Linked DNA regions of Homo sapiens: region 2 is linked to region 1. The links are chromatin contacts, found by POLR2A ChIA-PET in ENCODE. All regions are on one chromosome and are shown on one strand. Each heading gives the region's core, a stretch centred on a gene start or an enhancer-like site at or near the end of the contact. The rest is flanking DNA. Distances are from core to core; before and after follow the strand shown. Region 1 overlaps CHD2 (chromodomain helicase DNA binding protein 2). Region 2 overlaps IGF1R (insulin like growth factor 1 receptor).

Region 1 (4,287 bases), core at 766-3,265:
ACCATTATGAGTTAAAATGCATACCATGATATAACAATTTACCTATTAACTGTTGACAATCTTGCAGCCAATTAAGTTTTTTATAGAACCAGTGTTCTTAGGTATGTTTGTTGAGCCTTCTACTTTTTTTCCCTTTGATGTGGGGAATAGCATCAAGCAGCAAGAAAAGAGTGTTGATCGATTTCTCTCTCTTTCTCTCTCTCTCTCTGTATCCTTGCCGTTTAAAATATGCACTTTCCAACTAGTATTTGGCCGTTAGGGAGTTAGTATCTTTGTAAAGATTAAGTCAGCAGAGGAAGGTGGGCAAATAATATTTTTGATAAAGACTTTTGGTTGTGACAGTTGTAGCAAGTTATTGCTTGAGGAGTGAATCTGGAAGTTTATTTGAATTTTAACTAAAACTCACAGATTTTATCATTAGTTTACTCTCCCTTACCCCCAAATAAAACAACTGACAGTTATGAGAGACCTCCTGAGACCACCTGGTATTTCCAAACTCCTATCATTTCTCCCATAAAATTTGATACACTAAGTTTGTTTCTGGTATAAAAATTGAGTGACTGCTCTGTGTCAGCCATTAAATTTTTTCTTGCTATGAGCCATCTTTTTTTTTTTTTTTTTTTTAAGATCCTTTAGTTTTTAGCTGCTTCTTGGTAACCTTAGAACTTTGCTTCCTTGAAGAACTTGGCTTTCTTGATATGGTGTCACTTGAACAAAGAAACTTAAAAAAAAATTCCTCTAAGAGTATTTTGTGTACAGGTGAAAGTAACTTTGTGGCTTGGTTACACTGGGTGTGTCACAGCTGAGTAACTCCCTCCTGCACTTCAGCTTGACTAAGCGTTGAGTTCACATGTATACCTTTGCAAAGCTGCCATTCACAACTTGTTTTGGAACTTTAGGGTTATCAGTATAAAGCCTGAGTAACAAAACTTAGTCATCCAATGTCCAGGCTGGATTGTATTTTTATTTTGTGATCAGTAATTCAGCACAATGCTGGAACACATTACTCACATTTGTCTTATGACCCTTTTCTGTAATCAATGGAATCTTTAATTGATAAAGCAAGTCTAGGGGGAGAGACATTTTTTAAAAAAAGCTCCTATATACTGAATATATTTGAGCCCTGATTATGAAGTGAGGGACAAGGCTTTTCTTTTTGAAATAAATGATGGAGGACATAGATATGTGGTAGCCATTCATGCTACATAATTTAGCATTTTATTGTTAATATGTTTGGTTATGGGTCTTCTTGTTTGGTATTTCAACATGTTCTGGACTGGATATCATACTGAAAAGTATTTCAGTTCTCATTACTGAGTCCCTGTAGTTTGGGGAAAATGTGATCACTGATCTTGAAGGAGAGAATGTTTCAGAAGCATCCGGCTAAGGCAGGATTGTAGAGATAGTCTTGATTTTATACTTTGGATTTAATTCTGATGAGTCATTTTGTCACTTGTGTATGCTTAACTGTTACCTCTGTGCCTGGCAAGAGCTAGGTATGAGTTCAGCTTTTACTTTAGTCCTGAAAATTTTTGTTCCCAGTTTAGGCCAGTGAAGAAGCACTTATGATTGGACTTGTAATTTTCTCATTTTAAAAATGTAGATAATGGTCATCTTCATTGGGTCATGAAGATTAAATAATATAGTGCCCATAAAATGCTTAGCAAAGAGCCCATCACATTAAAAGTGCTCAATAAATGTAAGCTTTTAGTAAGGTTATTTTATTCTTACTGTTTGTTTCATCTTACTTTCTTGCACCCCTCCTTCATATCCTAAGTTCTTCTTCAGGAGCTAGGTTGGCCCTGAGGAACTCGCTGGTTGTCTTGGCCTACCAGGAGAGTTTGTTTAGGCCAGTTACAGGAGAGATTTGTGAGAATGATTTTAGGAGGCAAGTCCTCATTTAGTCAGCTTGGGTGCGTTTTACAGTTCATCCTCTCTTAGAATTTTTTTTTTTTTTTTTTTTTTTTGAGAAGAGCCAGCCTTTTGAGAGAGCATATGACTCTTCCTGGACTACAACAGCTTCTTGTGTGAATCACAGCCCGGCTTTTGCCAGTTAGTCTGAGTAGATAACTACCCACCCCCACTCCCCCAAGCTGATAATTATTACCCTGGTTTATCCTCTGTCTCATTTCCCCTCTCAAGCTGTTAGAGAATGAATACTGAATACTGTGGTGCACTGCTCCATGGATATAAATGTAACAGCAGTAATATTTACAACCAATGTCTAATTGGCTGTAGCTTGCTTTCAGTGTTCAGTCTAAACCATAGGACTATATATTTGTCTTAGCATAATGCCGAACATGCAAGTCTGCTTAAACTATAGTCTTAAGATTTGTGTGTTTTGGGTTTCCTCTACTTCCTCTATTTCCTGTCTTTTTTGGGTTATAGGTCAGATGGGTTCTACTTTTTATTCCCATTTCAGACTGTGGAGAGCTTCTAAAAATACCAGTGTCCATCCCTGCCCCTAGGATCTAGTTAATTTTTAAAAGCTCTCTGTGTTTCAAATTTGCATGTGTTTCTGTATGTTTGCAGTATCTCCGTGTGTTTTCAAATCTTCTGATGGAGCACTTCGTGTACTTTAACCCTTGGTCTTTCCATTGCCTGTCCCATTTTTAAATTCCCTTTTTAGTCTTAATAGCTGCTTGAGTTAGGACCTCTGGAAGCAAAAGTGGGATAGGATGCTGACGGGGAATTGTAGGCTTGATGGAAGAGGATGTTTCTATATTAAATGTCATGGCAGATCCAGTTCTAGGCATACCTTTAAAATGTATACACAGGCTGGGCGTGGTAGCTCACTCCTGTAATCCCAGCAGTTTGGGAGGCCCAGGCAGGCGGATCACTTGAGGTAGGGAGTTCGAGAACAGCCTGGCCAACATGGTGAAACCCTGTCTCTACTAAAAATACAAAGATTAGCTGGACATGATGGTGGGTGCCTGTAGTCCCAGCTGCTTGGGAGGCTGAGGCCGGACAATCTCCTGAAGCTGGGAGGCGGAGGTTGCAGTTAGATGAACTGACACACCACTGCACTCCAGCCTGGGAGACAGGGTGACCAAAAAAAAAAAAAGAAAAAAGATAAAAAATGTATATGCAGGTGGGCTTTCTCCCCTCAAGATTCTGAATTCCTTGTAAGTGTCTTCTAGTCGCTTTAAGCTCTTGTGGTCGTCTCTTCCTTAGTGTACTCTCCTTACATCCTTTGGAAGTTTAGATTCTAGAATTATTTACTTGGAATGCAGTTACATTCCATTCTAAACTTCCTTTCCCTTGGGTTTATAAAAACATTGGTGGGTTGTGAATTGTGACCGACATTGAAAAAATACAAAAGAATGTGGTAATAAACTCCAGGGTGTATCCCATTTGTATGGGTTGTTTCTAAGTCTAGCAGTGCCTGCTAGCTGGTAATCTTTCACTTTGGATTTTTTGTTGTTGTTGGGACAGAGTCTCACTCTGCTGTGCTGGGATTACAGGTGTGAACCATCATACCCAGCCTCGTGGTGGTATTATAGATGCCTGAGGCTGGATAATTTGTTATTGTGGGGAGCGTCTCATACACAGTGCGGTGCTGCAATCCCAGTCTCAGGTGGGATTTTCCCACCTCTGCCTCCCAAGGAGCTGGGACCACAGGTGTGTACCACCCCACCTGTCTAATTTTTGTAGAGATGGGTTTGGACCATGTTGCCCAGGCTGGTCTCTAATTCTTGGGCTCACCTAGACCTCCGAAAGTGCTGGGATTACAGATGTGAGCCACCGTACCTGGCCTTCACTTTGGATTTTATCAGGAAGGAATATTGTACATGGTGAACATTTTGTAGAAAAATACCAAAGTAGATTTATATTTATTGAGTGCTTACTCTGGGTAAGGGACTGTTTTAAGGGTTTTACGTGTGTGTGTGTGTGTGTGTGTGTGTGTGTATGTATATATGTATATATATACACATATATACATATATATAAATTTTTTCTTTTGAGACAGGGTTTCACTCCCATCTCTCACACTGGAGTGCAGTGGTACAATTTCGGTTCACTGCAACCTCCACCCTCCAGGCTCAAGCAGTTCTCCTGCCTTAGCCTCCCTAGTAGCTGGGACTACAGGCACATGCCACTGCACTTGGCTAATTTTTTGAATTTTTTGTAGAGAGGGGGTTTCGCCACGTTTCCCAGGCTGGTGTTGAACTGGGCATGAACCACCATGCCTGGCTATATGTATATTTTATTTAATATGAAAGTCAGTATAGCAAAAATGTTAGTAACCCTCCTAAAGTTAACCAACTCACTAAATGAATGATTACA
Region 2 (4,187 bases), core at 1,413-3,912, 6.0 Mb after region 1:
TGAAGAGTCACCCAGGTTTTTGTAAAGAAGTGTTTCAGATCAGTATGCAATGGATGACTGTAAATTTCTCTTCAGATCTAAGAATCTGTGATTGGATGAAAGGGAGAAAGGACTGCATAAGTGCTTGTTGCTTGTAAACTGGGCCAGGTGGATGTCATGGCCCTAGGAGCTTCTTGCCTGCCTTTGCATGCCATAAAGCAGTCCTGCAACCCAGTGTCACCTCAGAGGGATGGGAATGTAGAAGAAGAGAGTGAATAGGGACAGTGATGAGGGGTGAAAATATGTAACTCCTTGCCCCTTCTGTATACCCTAGTACATTAGGAAGTTCACCCTTGTCTAGGCTTCCTGTTAGGAAGACAGCAGACTCAAAATGGAGTCTCAACCCCTTTCAAAGACTGCAAGATCTCCTTGTACACACTGGACTTGGGAGAAAATGAGAGCTTTCAGGCCTGCTATCTTAACAGGTTCAGAAAGGTGTGGTCCAGCCCCCTGACTAACCAGCCCTGCTGTGCACACTGAGAATTCTGCTCAGGTGTACCTTTCTGTGTGCTCCTGGGTGCACCCCCAAAGTGCTGGTTCTCTTGAAAACCTTTTTATTTAGGTTCAGACAGACAAACTGTGGTATCTTCCATTCTGACCATAAAGTGTTTCTTCTGGGTCTAACTACTATAGTGGGATATTTTCTCTAGAACAAGAGGTTGTTTCTTTTTGGCATTGAGAAATGTTGCCGATGTGATTTTCTTTTGTGAACGTTTAAGACACAGCGCTTGCCACTTGAACTTTCTTTTGCCGTGCGTAGCTGATTCCACATAATGGCTGCAGCTCCAGGCAGAAACCTGTTTGGAAGTTGTTTTAAACTCTTCCTGGAATCTCTAGGCAGTGGCTCAGTGGGGTTTTTTTCCAACCATTCCTTAGGATGACCAGAAGCTTGACAGAATCCTCTTGTCTTCATTTTGAGAAAATATGTCTTTACTGTGTGTATGTGCAGCATTTGGTTTTACCTCGTGGGTCTAAGCATTTTCAACTAAGCTTCCTTTTCCAACCTAGCAGACTTGTTTAAAGAACTTCAAACTAATAGCCAAGCTGTAATACGGTGGCTCTCTCAGCCTGAGAAGCCTGTGCTCACCGTCACTCTCTTCTTCCCTGGGGTGATAGGGATGGGGAGTAGTGTGTGTGAGAGGACAGAAGCGAGGATTGATTGAAGATTATTTTACGAGGCGAGAGCATGGTGGCACACCTGTCAGCTGAGTGGACTCAGCGCCTGCCCCGGCTAGGCTGTCCTCCTCCTGTGCCAGCCGTGGGTTCCCTGAGTCCCTCTGCAGTCATTCATGGGTGCTGAAAATAAAGATACCCTTTCTGTCGAAAGTGTTCGCCGGGCTGCCTCTGCCTCCCTGGAAAAGCAGCAGGGCACACAGGCTTCCTAGGCAGCCCCTGAGGGAGGGGCTCTTTTTATTGTCACTCTGGTTAGTTTGAAGACCAGACAGAAGGCAGCAAAAACCAACCCTTTGTTGAAAACTCTTTGCCTTTAGGCCCTTGGTACCATGTTCATGAGGCTCCAGATAATTCCACAAATACATTATTATTGTTACCTAGACTTGGGGACAGAGAAGGGTGAAACATGGGTCTGGGAATTCACAGATGAATATACTGTAATCCCCTCGAGCACATTTCTTTTAAAGGAATGGGGGTATTCTAAAGGAGTGAACACTCCACTGGGGGGCTGCTAGGCCCCTGTGAACGGTGGCAGCCTTGGCCACGGTGTGTGCTGTGATCTCTCCTGGGTCCCCCGGGCATCCTCAGACCTCCCCCACACCCAACCCACAGTCCCTTCTCCATCCATCTGCTGACCACACCCCAGGATGTTTCCAGCTCAGATCACGCCTGATTGCATCCACACAAACTGCACGCCAGGCATTTCCGTTTGGATGTGTACACAAAAACAACACGTCCCAGACTGAGCTGATCTTTCTGTACCCCTCAAAAGAAAAGTTCTGTACCCGGCCAGGCCTGGTGGCTCACACCTGTAATCCCAGCACTTTGGGAGGCCAAGGCAGGAGGATCACGAGGTCAGGAGATTGAGACCATCCTGGGTAACACGGTGAAACCCTGTCTCTGCTAAAAATACAAAAAATTAGCTGGGCATGGTGGCGGGCGCCTGTAGTCCCAGCTACAGGAGAATGGCAAGAATCCGGAAGGCAAAGCTGGAGCTTGCAGTGAGCTGAGATTGAGCCACTGCACTCCAGCCTGGTGACAGAGTGACACTCCGTCTCAAAAAAAAAAAAAAAAAAAAAGAAATTCTGTACCCTTCCAGATGGTCCTGGACATATCTTGAATCTACCCTGCTTTTCCTCATCTGCACTGCTGTCCTCTTGATCTGGGCTACTGAGGCTAGAATGCACATCTGATCATGTGCCTCCTGCTTAAAATAGTATTTTTCCTCTTAAGAGTAGTCCAAACTCCTATTGCTGGATTAAAAGGCTGTTCCAGGCTCTCCCTACCTCAGGGCACACCATCTTTCCTCCCAGTCTCCCCTCCCCTCTGTCTCCAGTGCTTCCATCCTTCAGTCATGCTGAGGTTGTCTTTGTTACCTTTGCTTCTCTTGGCCCGCACTCTCTGTTGGCTCTGCCAGCATCCCTATGCACCTGCTAGCTCCTACTCACTTGTCCAGCTTTGGCCTGGAAGTCCCTTCCCCTGGCAGGCAGCCCTAAGCTACCCTTTGCTTGCTACTGGCTCATATTCTCACTGCTTGTCCTCAGGCTGTGAGCCCTGGGAGGGCTGGGCTGAGTCCCCGAACCTGCCACGTCTATAGGGTGTAACCTACCTGAGGCCTGACTGCTAAAATCAAAAGAAGCCTTTCTCATTTGCTTAGCTGAGCTAAGTCCTTTCTGGAGAAGAATGCCCACGTCCTGGGTGGACTTCTGTTCGGCCTGGGGCAGGACGCTGCATGTCAGTTCACCTAGAGCCCCTCGCTTGCCCTCACCCCTCTCCCTTTCCTTCTCCTCCCCGTGTTGTCTCATGGTCAGTTCCTCTCCTGGCAAGGCAAGAGAATCATAAAATCTCTTTGGACCATGTGTCTCTCTGATGCACTTTGGAGGTTGAAGCTCACTTTCGTGAAGTTAGGAGCGGTTAATCCTCCTGCACGAGGATGCATGCCTGCTAGGGAAAGCCTCCCTGCGTTTATATGGAACAGTGGTGTGTACCTTAGGGCAACCCAGAAACAGCTGAGATGGCCCTAAACTCTTCCGTATTTTGATTCAGAAGCTTTACCTTATTTGAACATCTGCAGAATAAGTTCTTTCCTTTAGAAATGATTGGGGATAAAATTGTTTGCATTATGAAATATTGTATGGCCAGGTGGCCCCTCTTTCATGTTTTGTTCCTTGTGAAGAGGTTGAGTCTCCTATTTTTTTTTTTTTTTTGGAGATAGAGTTTTGTTCTTGTCCCTCAGGCTGGAGTAAAATGGTGCAATCTTGGCTCACTGCAACCTCCGCCTCCTGGGTTCAAACGATTCTCCTGCCTCAGCCTCCCAAGTAGCTGGGATCACAGGCACGTGCCACCACACCTGGCTAATTTTTGTATTTTTAGTAAGAGATGGGGTTTCGCCATGTTGGGCAGGCTGGTCTTGAACTCCTGACCTCAGTTGATCTGCCCGCCTCGGCCTCCCAAAGTGCTGGGATCACAGGCGTGAGCCACCACGCCCAGCCTATGGTATGCTTTTAAAAATGGTTTCTCTGCACTAATGATTATTTAAAAAAAAAACTCTGGCAAGAACAAAAACAAATGGTTTTTTAAAAACTCTAGAAATAATTTGATACATTCGAGGACTCTGGAGAGGGAGAGAGTTAAAGGCTGATGTGTGTGACTCTTTTTCCTCTCCCCCCAAGGAAAAAAAATGAAGAGAAGGAGCTTTTAAGTGCAGTGCCTCGTTTTTATGTGATTGCAAACCTGAACCAATCCTTTTAGTGGTGGATGTGGGACATGTTAGCTTTTCCAACAGTTTAGATGGGCCTTTGTTTTTATTGTTGGTCACTGTAAGAATTCCAAGGAATAGAAGGATCTCATGGGCAAAATCAGTTTGCTTTTTTCTCTGTATATTTGTTAGTTTATAGCAGCTTCTATTTTCCTCCTATTTTTAAAAGCTGAAATGCCTTTAATCGCACTCAGTGTGTTTATTCATGGAAGCCAGA

What was found. ChIA-PET counts read pairs that join two places held with the same protein, here RNA polymerase II (POLR2A).
Region 2: POLR2A ChIA-PET joins it to region 1 with 11 read pairs in AG04450. The contact joins two enhancer-like sites. POLR2A ChIA-PET finds 5 or more read pairs at or near these places in 2 of 52 experiments (AG04450 and BJ).

Annotation. Positions count from the first base shown.
Region 1 is chr15:92,906,061-92,910,347 of GRCh38, forward strand. All of the region lies in intron 2 of CHD2 (chromodomain helicase DNA binding protein 2), which reads left to right. Among named protein-coding and RNA genes, the nearest start is that of MIR3175, 3.8 kb to the left of the region's middle. Within about 2 kb of position 2,016, at least 27 of the 41 ENCODE cell types and tissues checked have a DNase peak (open chromatin) inside an H3K27ac peak, as active enhancers do.
Region 2 is chr15:98,882,414-98,886,600 of GRCh38, forward strand. All of the region lies in intron 2 of IGF1R (insulin like growth factor 1 receptor), which reads left to right. Among named protein-coding and RNA genes, the nearest start is that of MIR4714, 100 kb to the left of the region's middle. RefSeq lists enhancers at 1,422-2,014, 2,015-2,607. Within about 2 kb of position 2,663, at least 4 of the 41 ENCODE cell types and tissues checked have a DNase peak (open chromatin) inside an H3K27ac peak, as active enhancers do.